Linked DNA regions of Mus musculus: region 1 is linked to region 2. A link is a loop called in an ENCODE intact Hi-C map of the cell type or tissue named here. Cell type or tissue: gastrocnemius. All regions are shown on one strand.

Region 1 (4,000 bases), 92 kb before region 2:
GTGTGTGTGTGTGTGTGTGTGTGTGTGTTCAGGTGTGCGTACTTTCCACACCTTCACACTACTCATTCTTTCACTGTTCAGACAGACTCGGGCTTCAGTCCTTGCTTTTCTTTGGCAGCTCTCCATTTACATGAGGAGCGTCCCCTATTATACTTTAGTCAGTGAACACTCAGCACAGGCCTGGTGAACCTTCACACTGTGCCTCACAAGGGGAGCAGTTCTGCTGTTAGAAGCACTCTCCCCTGTGTGCAGTTTCTCTCAGAGACCTTTTCTCCCAAGTCCTGTCTCATCCACCGCAGCTGAGCCCTTCACAATGGTGGGCCTGGATGCCTGTCACTATCAACACACTATCCTGAGAGGCCTTTAACATGGCGGGTCTGCATGGTGGTCTGCCTACATACCATCCTGAGCTTGTTGGCTGGGGGCTCTCCTGCGGTGGTCTCTGGGGTCCAGCAACACCAGCATGTGCTCACTGAATGCATGAACAAGAACATTTGCTAAGAGGCCAACCCCACATCCTACAAGGCACATAGGAGGACTTCTGGGCAGAGGTGGCTATGGAAGCTTGGACAAGGATTCTATGAGGGAAAGAAGGGCTGTGTGGAGACAATAGAAACAGTACATTGAAAGGCAGAGATGGGCCTTCCAAGGTGGAGGAGACTCCATGCAAGTAGAGCTGGGAGCAGAACTTGGAGCTCCAAATGCAGCATGACTGGAGAAGATCCAGTATGCCAAGGACCCTGCGAGTGTCACAAGATAGGCAGTGGGAGCCGAGCGTGGTGGCACACGCCTTTAATCCCAGCACTCAGGAGGCAGAGGCAGGCAGATTTCTGAGTTCGAGGCCAGCCTGATCTACAAAGTGAGTTCCAGGACAGCCAGAGTTATACAGAGAAACCTTGTCTCAAAAAACAAAAAACGAACAAAAAAAAGATAGGCAGTGGAGGATCTTCAAAGGTTTTTGAGTAGGTGCATGGCTTGGGTGCTTAACATGACTCTTCCGGGTCTGTAGGAGCGTTTTTTGTAGAGATCCCAGGCAGCAGGGAGCATGGCAGAGATCCACAAGTGTGGGAAGGGACAGTTCTGTAATCTGGTGCTCACAGGGTCCGTAGGTCAGCCCAACACCACACAAACTGTGTCAGTTCATTAGTACCTAGGAGTTGGGCTCATTATTACCCCCACTTTCCAGACAGAGCCAGTAAAGGAGGAAGCGGAGCACCCAGGTGCTGCTGGGGAAATCCTCTGTACATACAGCTATGTCTTTAGCAACACAGCATCCTCAAATCCACATCTCACTGCTCAGCCTGGTTCTCATATCGTCTGACACTGGCATCCATTGCCTCTTACAAGGTCCTTCATGTTTATGTGACTTTTCATTTGGAAGATCACAGAACAGTCTCAAGATCTTAACTGAGTTATTTGTGGAAAATGCCTTTCACCTGGTAAGGCCACATGCAGGCTGGTGGATGAGAACGTGGGCATGGTGGGACCATGATGGTGGGGCCATGACAGTGGCTACCGTATCAGCTATGTACACTGCCCAAGTCTGCCCATCCCAGAACACAGCCTCTGTACCACTGGCCAAGCTAGGTGCCTCTCTGGGCTTACAGTGGCTTCTGCTTTCCTTCCCTAAGTCTGCAGCCCCTAGACCAGATGGGGCCAAGAAGAGAGAATGTAAAGTCTACCCTCATTAAAAAAAAAAAAAAAAAAAAAAGGCCAGTGGCTATCAGGGAAGGCTCTTTTGAAGACAAAGCAGATGTTCTCAGAGTGGCTTGACCAGTTTCTGAGTGGAGCAGAGGCAATCCAGGTGGAGAGGGAAGATGGAATACCTGGAGGGCTCCAGGGCCCTTAACCCAGCCACCTCTCACCCTTCTCCTCCCAGCTGGCCCTGAGGAATGCCTTGCGCTATTTCCCACCTGATGTCCAGAAACTGTTGGCCCTGGAGTTTGCCCAGGAGCTAAGACAGTTTGGACACATCTACATGTACCGGTTCTGCCCCAGCATTGAGATGAGGTAAGCTCTCGTGGGTTTGGCTTCAGACAGGGCTGTGCAAAAGTCAGGAGCCTCCAGGAATCTGTGGCTAGGGGGCGGGGGCAGTCTGTCTGAGATGGGGGAACTATGGGGATGGTACAGTGAGGTGACACCTCTGCTCAGAGAAAATAAGTAGTGAGATGTCTCCCTGAGGGGGGGTTGCAGGGGGATGGGGGAGTGTAGGGTCTGATACTGACCTGCTTGGCCAGAAGATGGCGTCCTCATGTCCCCTCTGTATTTTCTGCCACCTTCCATGGAATTGCTGCCCAGAGGTATTTGATGAGTGAATAAAAGAACAAATAACTAAACTTCCCAAAGATTGAGGGCTCTGGAAAGCAGGCCTCAGCTCTCTTTGTAGTCAGCTTCCTCCCAGGTTTGAAGTAGACAGTGACTGGAGTGGGCCGGACTTCCTGCTCTGGGCATGTGGGAAGTCAGGCTGCCTAGCAGCTGGTTAGTCTGGTGCTCCTCACCCATCTTCACCCCCCATCCCCACCCCAGGCCTCCACTTCCACCCCCACACTCCCACTCGTGATTCTAAGGACGTCTTTCAGGTGCCTTGTCAGCTTGGCCAGGGCAGGCTCAGCATCTTAGTGGGACAGTAGGCCTGAGGATTCCCTTGTTATGCCCATTGTGGGGCTTTTCCTTGCAGAGCCTACCCAATTGATCAGTACCCATGCCGGACACGGGCAGCTGCAGCCATCATGCACATGATCATGAACAACTTGGACCCTGCTGTGGCCCAGGTACTGCCCGGGAAACCGGGGCCAGCACAGTCCAGGGAAACATAACCTGAGATCCTGAGTAATGCCATTGGGCCTTTAGTGCAGTCTGCAACTCTGGCAAAATCAAAAGCAGGAAACAAATACAAAATAACAAAAATATATAACAATACAGTTATATTAATACACCTATAACTGTAGCTTTCTAATAACCACCTGAGAATAAAAATATTTAATAATACTTTATCACACTGTATCTTATCATTATTCATGAGATTCTTCTGTCCCTCCCTTTACATGGAATCTTGACATGGAGAACACATTTCACATAGACAGCCATGCTCAGTAGCCCACATGGCTGGTGGCTGCCATGTGTCCCTTCAGGCTTCTCTCCTTGCCCCCATTTCTTTGTTCCTTTGAGTATAGCTGCAAGTAGGGGCCCTGTCCACAGCCCCATCTCAGACAATGCCACATCTTCTTCAGTTTCCACAGGAGCTGGTGACCTACGGAGGCAACGGGCAAGTGTTCAGCAACTGGGCCCAGGTATGGTGGCCAGGCAGGCACTCAGTGGTCCATGGTTCTGCCTGATGCCTAATGCTTCAGCACTGGCAATGACCTGGAGATGCTTCACTTATAAGAAGGAGTAGAGGTGCATTATGGGAGGTACTAGGAGACCCCGGAGATTAAAGAGGATCTAGGCAAACAATGCTATTAGGTGGACCGACAGAACCTGCAAGAATCCCTGGATCTAGGTGTGGGGTGCAGGGCCCATGTGGGTGCCAGTTAACACTTACAGAGCCCTGCATGTGCACTGTCCATCCAGTTCCGGCTGACCATGTCCTACCTGTCGAAGATGACTGAGGAACAGACTCTGGTCATGTACAGTGGACACCCTCTGGGCCTCTTCCCCAGCAGCCCCCGTGCCCCACGGCTGGTCATCACTAACGGGATGGTGAGTCTGAGGCAGCCGGCATGCAGCCTGTCCAGGACCGGGCTTGGGGAAGAGGGTGCTGTTGGTTGAGGAGGTGATCGGGCAACAGCACCCCACTCACTCTCTGTCCCTTCCTCTTTTCCAGGTCATTCCCAACTACTCCTCCAGGACAGAGTATGAGAAGCTGTTTGCCTTGGGGGTGACCATGTAAGTCGCTGTGTCAGCTCTCTGCCCTTAGATACATTTCGTGTTGGGACAACAGGGCTGTGTTAAGCCTGATTTCAGAGAAGATTTACAACTACCATAGTACAGCAGAATCTTT
Region 2 (4,000 bases):
CAGACTCTCCACAAACCTCAGAAGGCACCAGCCCTGTGCTCCTTTTTCTCATGGCAGTCAAAGCTGTGCAACAGGCTTCTACCAGCTAAGCCATGAAGCCCTAGGTGGGGTTCTGCATCACGATAGCCACAGGAAAAGCATGCACAGTGTTGCTTTAGAACTACGTCAGTATTTGAGTGAGTTTACACCAAACTGTCCCAGGGTTCCTTTTGCCCTCCAGGAGCCCCCACCCAGCTCAGTACTTACTGTCTTCAACCATTTTCACGGAGAACCTAGAGGACCGTGCCTTGAACGCCATGGCTGAGGACCAACCGGTGTGCAAAGCTTGGCCTTAGCTGAAGCAGATTCTCGCCTGGAGAGTGACACAGTACTTGAGAGGATGGTTCCCCCAAACCCACAGCCCACTTTGAACTGAGTGACTTGCATTTCCACTATGTGGACTAACACTGCCTATTCCCTGTATCCAGGTTTAATGGAATCTACTATTCCCCTCCTGGGCAAGGCTGGCCCATATCTTCCTGTTCTCGGAACACACCAGCTTTGGTCTGCCTGGAGCCTCTGGGGAGCCTCTCACCTAGGTGAGGTTGGAAGGGTGAGGGGCGGGACTTCTCCCTTTAAAACTGGGCTCAGATGTCACTCTGAGAGACCTTCCTGCACCAATGCATGTAATGACCCTTCGTTTTCTTCTTTACAAGGTCAAGTGGTTACCTCTTACAAGACTTTTATTGCATATGTCTTCCAGAATGCAATCTGCACGGAAGCAAGCCCTCTGTTCCACCTGTTAGAGCTCCCGACGCTATGCTATGCTAGGTTCCCTTCAAAATGAAGTGAGTTTTCCTGTTTGCAGAAGCTCAACTAGTGTTCCAAATCTCAACGAAGCAGGGCCGAGGGTGGAGCCCAGGATTGCTTGCAGTCTGAGCATCTCTACCTCAGCCAAAACACTACCAGAGAATCCTGCCTCCTAACACCCCAGCTTCTCTTGGCACACCACACCCTGGGGCAAGAATGCAGCAGCAAGGGAATGGACCAGTGCTTAAATGGGGCCTGTCATAGATAAAGTGGAAAAGAGCACCGAAGGACGCAAAGCCTTGCAAGGGACCCAATAGAGTATTTGATCTCGGACCAGAGCCCCACAGCCACCCCGCTGGAGCCCACCCCCAAGCCCCCTGGCCCAGCCCCGCGCGCACCAACCAGCCGCGTGCACTCAGCTTGCTCCGAAGCCTCGGTCGGCAATTCTCCAGTCTTCTGGTCCTGAACTGCGTTTGCGACGCCAAGGCAACTATTCTCACAGGAGCTGTGATGTCATAAAGCCCCGGAGGCGGGCCCGGGCACACTGGGCGGGCTGGCGGGCCGGCGGGCGCGGAGTACTGTGCAGGACTGTGGCAGCTAAAGAGCAGAAGACACGGACTCAGGGAAGGGACAACGACTAGAAGCAGAGCGATCCGGGTTGTTGCAACCCTGCAACCCGGGGACAGGGTACGTTTGCCCAGCGCACTAGCTTCTTTCACCCCCAGATTCTCCTGCCCATCCGTAAAGGATTTTGTTGCAGCTAGGGCACAGACAACAGCCTGGCTCTTCAGAGAATATTTAGGAGTCTTGGGGCCGGGGAGGACGACGGTAAAACAGTCTACAGGCTAGGAATGTGCCAAAGACAGTCTCCCTTAGCTCCTGGCGCTACTCAGGGTCGCTGGCGCCACCCAGTGGGTGGAGAGATAGAACCAAGGCAAGAAGGCCAGGGGTAGGAGTGTAGAAGGATCCTGGAATGGGTCAGGGACCCTTGAATCACCAAAGGGACAGTATCCCGCAGGGCAGTCCAGCGCTGGGCATGGGGGAGCCAGGAAGAAAGGGTGGGCCCTGCATATGTGGTTTGTTGGTTTTGTTTGTTTGTTTGTTTGTTTGTTTGTTTGTTTGTTTTTTATGCAGCTAGTGTTAAATACTCTTTGCAAGCAAGTGGCTCCCTGCCTGGTGTTGGAGGAGGGCCCTTACACTGTGGTCTAGAATTCCCAATATTCTGGCCTCAGCTTCCCAGTAGGCTGTCAAAATAGCCAGACAAACTACAAAACAAAACAAAAATAATAGGAAGAAAGAAAGGAAGAAGAAAGAAGAAGGAAGAAGGAAAGAAAAAGAGAGAAAGAGAGAAGGAAGGAAGAGAAAGAGAGAGAGAGGGAGGGAGGGAGGGAGGGAGGGAGGGAGGGAGGGAGGGAGGAAAGAAGGAAGGAAGGAAGGAAGGAAGGAAGGAAGGAAGGAAGGAAGGAAGGAAGGAAGAACAACAGTAAAACCTGCACCAGGTTTGGAGTGCTTATTTATTCAACCAGTCAAGCAAATATTTCAGAAATCATTCATCTTTCACACCACGAGGGCTTTTACGAATTTAGAAAAATAAGCCACCAAAAGAGAACAAATGAGGGTGCTACCATTCCTGGTGTTAGCACACCTGTCCTGAGTCCCCGGTGAACCCTCACAGGGTGTCCTTTAAGCCAGGTATTGTTCTCAGCGCAGATCCATTCAGTACTTACTACCATCCTGATGACTAGGTCCGGTTCTGAACCACCACCCCTCAGCATGAGGAACCAATGTGAGCCTAAGATCCTAGAAGAAAGGCACACTGTGTTCAACATTGTACAAGCCAGAGTGATCGGTGAAACCTCAAAGACTGCGGAGAGTTGGAATGCTGCAAATCTAGAGCCAAAATTATCTGAGGTAATACTAGCCCTCGAAACAGCCACTGTGATTGACAGAACATTCTTGTAACTGTTACATAACTCTTCTCGGAATGTTCACACCTCTAACTTCTACCAACACAAAGGCCGAGAATGTCCTCAGATGGCATCTGAGGCCCACAGCAGAGAGCTCCACACCCTTCCTTGTAACCCAAGTCTGTGTTCCTCGGCCATAGCCGCTCAGTGTTTGGCTAGTTACTTCCTGTGAAGCAGAGCTGGTTTTACGTCAACACCGGTGAAGGCAGTTACCCAGACACGCTCCAACTCCCACCTCTTGTGGATCTTATGCATTATTCAAAACGATGTGTCTCGTACCAGAGATCGGGGAAGCCTGGAGGCGTGCTCGGTAAAGACGATAAGCTTTCTGCTGTGCCTCTTGGTTCCTCGGAAGGTTAGAGAAGAGATCATCTAGAAGATGTGGCATGGTATGGAAATTTAAACAAATTTTTACTTACGGGGTGGGAGAGCTCAGAGGACAACTTAGGGGAGTGGATTCTCTTTCCACCCTGTGGCTTCCTGGGATCAAACTCAGGTTAGCAGGCTTGGTGACAAATGCCTTTGCCTGCTGAGATCTTTAATCTTAGTCTAACATTTGATGATGAAAGCTTATTTTAAAAATTAAGGAGATGGTGTGTAGTAAGGCCACTGTAGCTGTCCCTGCAAAAGCCCTCTATGTGGTGGCCTGGGTCCTCCTACAAATCTCTTTCCAAGCCGGGCGTGGTGGCACACGCCTTTAATCCCAGCACTCGGGAGGCAGAGGCTGGCAGATTTCTGAGTTCGAGGCCAGCCTGGACTAACAAAGTGAGTTCCAGGACAGCCAGGGCTATACAGAGAAACCCTGTCTCAAAAAAAAAAAAAAAAAAATCTCTTTCCAGCACCAAGTATGTCTAAAGTTCAAAAGTTTTCATAATAAAATGTTTTGGGAAAAACTATCAATATTCCTAAAGGGGAATTGTTCTCTTTCTCTATCCTTGAAAGGTGTATGGGTCTGGGAACAGAAGGCAGACAAGAGGAATTGCGCCGTGGGGATTCTCAGATCCTAACACATGCACACACACACACACTCACATATATACACACAAACACATACACACATATACCACCCCTGCAGGGCCAGCACATGAGGCACAGGATGAGGGAATCTGGAGACAGCCCAAAGCTATCCACAGCATATACTGTCAGGGCCACCACTGACCTTCAGGGTCCTCTCTGGCTGTGTCATCTGAATGCCAGAACCTTCTCCCTTCCCCCAAAGTCTCTGGCTTCCAGGGTGGGAGGTT

What was found. Peaks named below come from ENCODE experiments on the same cell type or tissue, not always from the same donor. Only the 100,000 strongest peaks of a DNase experiment are listed, where the experiment ranks them.
Region 1: a loop joins it to region 2, with 3 times the contacts of the local background. A loop is called at or near these places in 4 of 42 quality-filtered maps.

The regions. Positions count from the first base shown.
Region 1 is chr6:90,334,980-90,338,979 of GRCm38, forward strand. Uroc1 (urocanase domain containing 1) reads left to right here. Exons shown (of 20, transcript NM_144940.2): 2 at 1,880-2,010; 3 at 2,678-2,771; 4 at 3,231-3,290; 5 at 3,571-3,699; 6 at 3,824-3,885. Among named protein-coding and RNA genes, the nearest start is that of Uroc1, 3.7 kb to the left of the region's middle. In gastrocnemius, a CTCF peak has its summit at 2,259 (motif pointing right); no DNase peak of the experiment used is centred here.
Region 2 is chr6:90,427,192-90,431,191 of GRCm38, forward strand. Cfap100 (cilia and flagella associated protein 100) reads right to left here and starts at 1,289. Exons shown (of 17, transcript NM_173775.3): 1 at 1,188-1,289; 2 at 247-352. The coding sequence starts at 298. In gastrocnemius, a CTCF peak has its summit at 1,703 (motif pointing left); DNase peaks (open chromatin) are centred at 1,330 and 1,691; H3K4me3 peaks cover 1,215 bases; H3K27ac peaks cover 1,052 bases.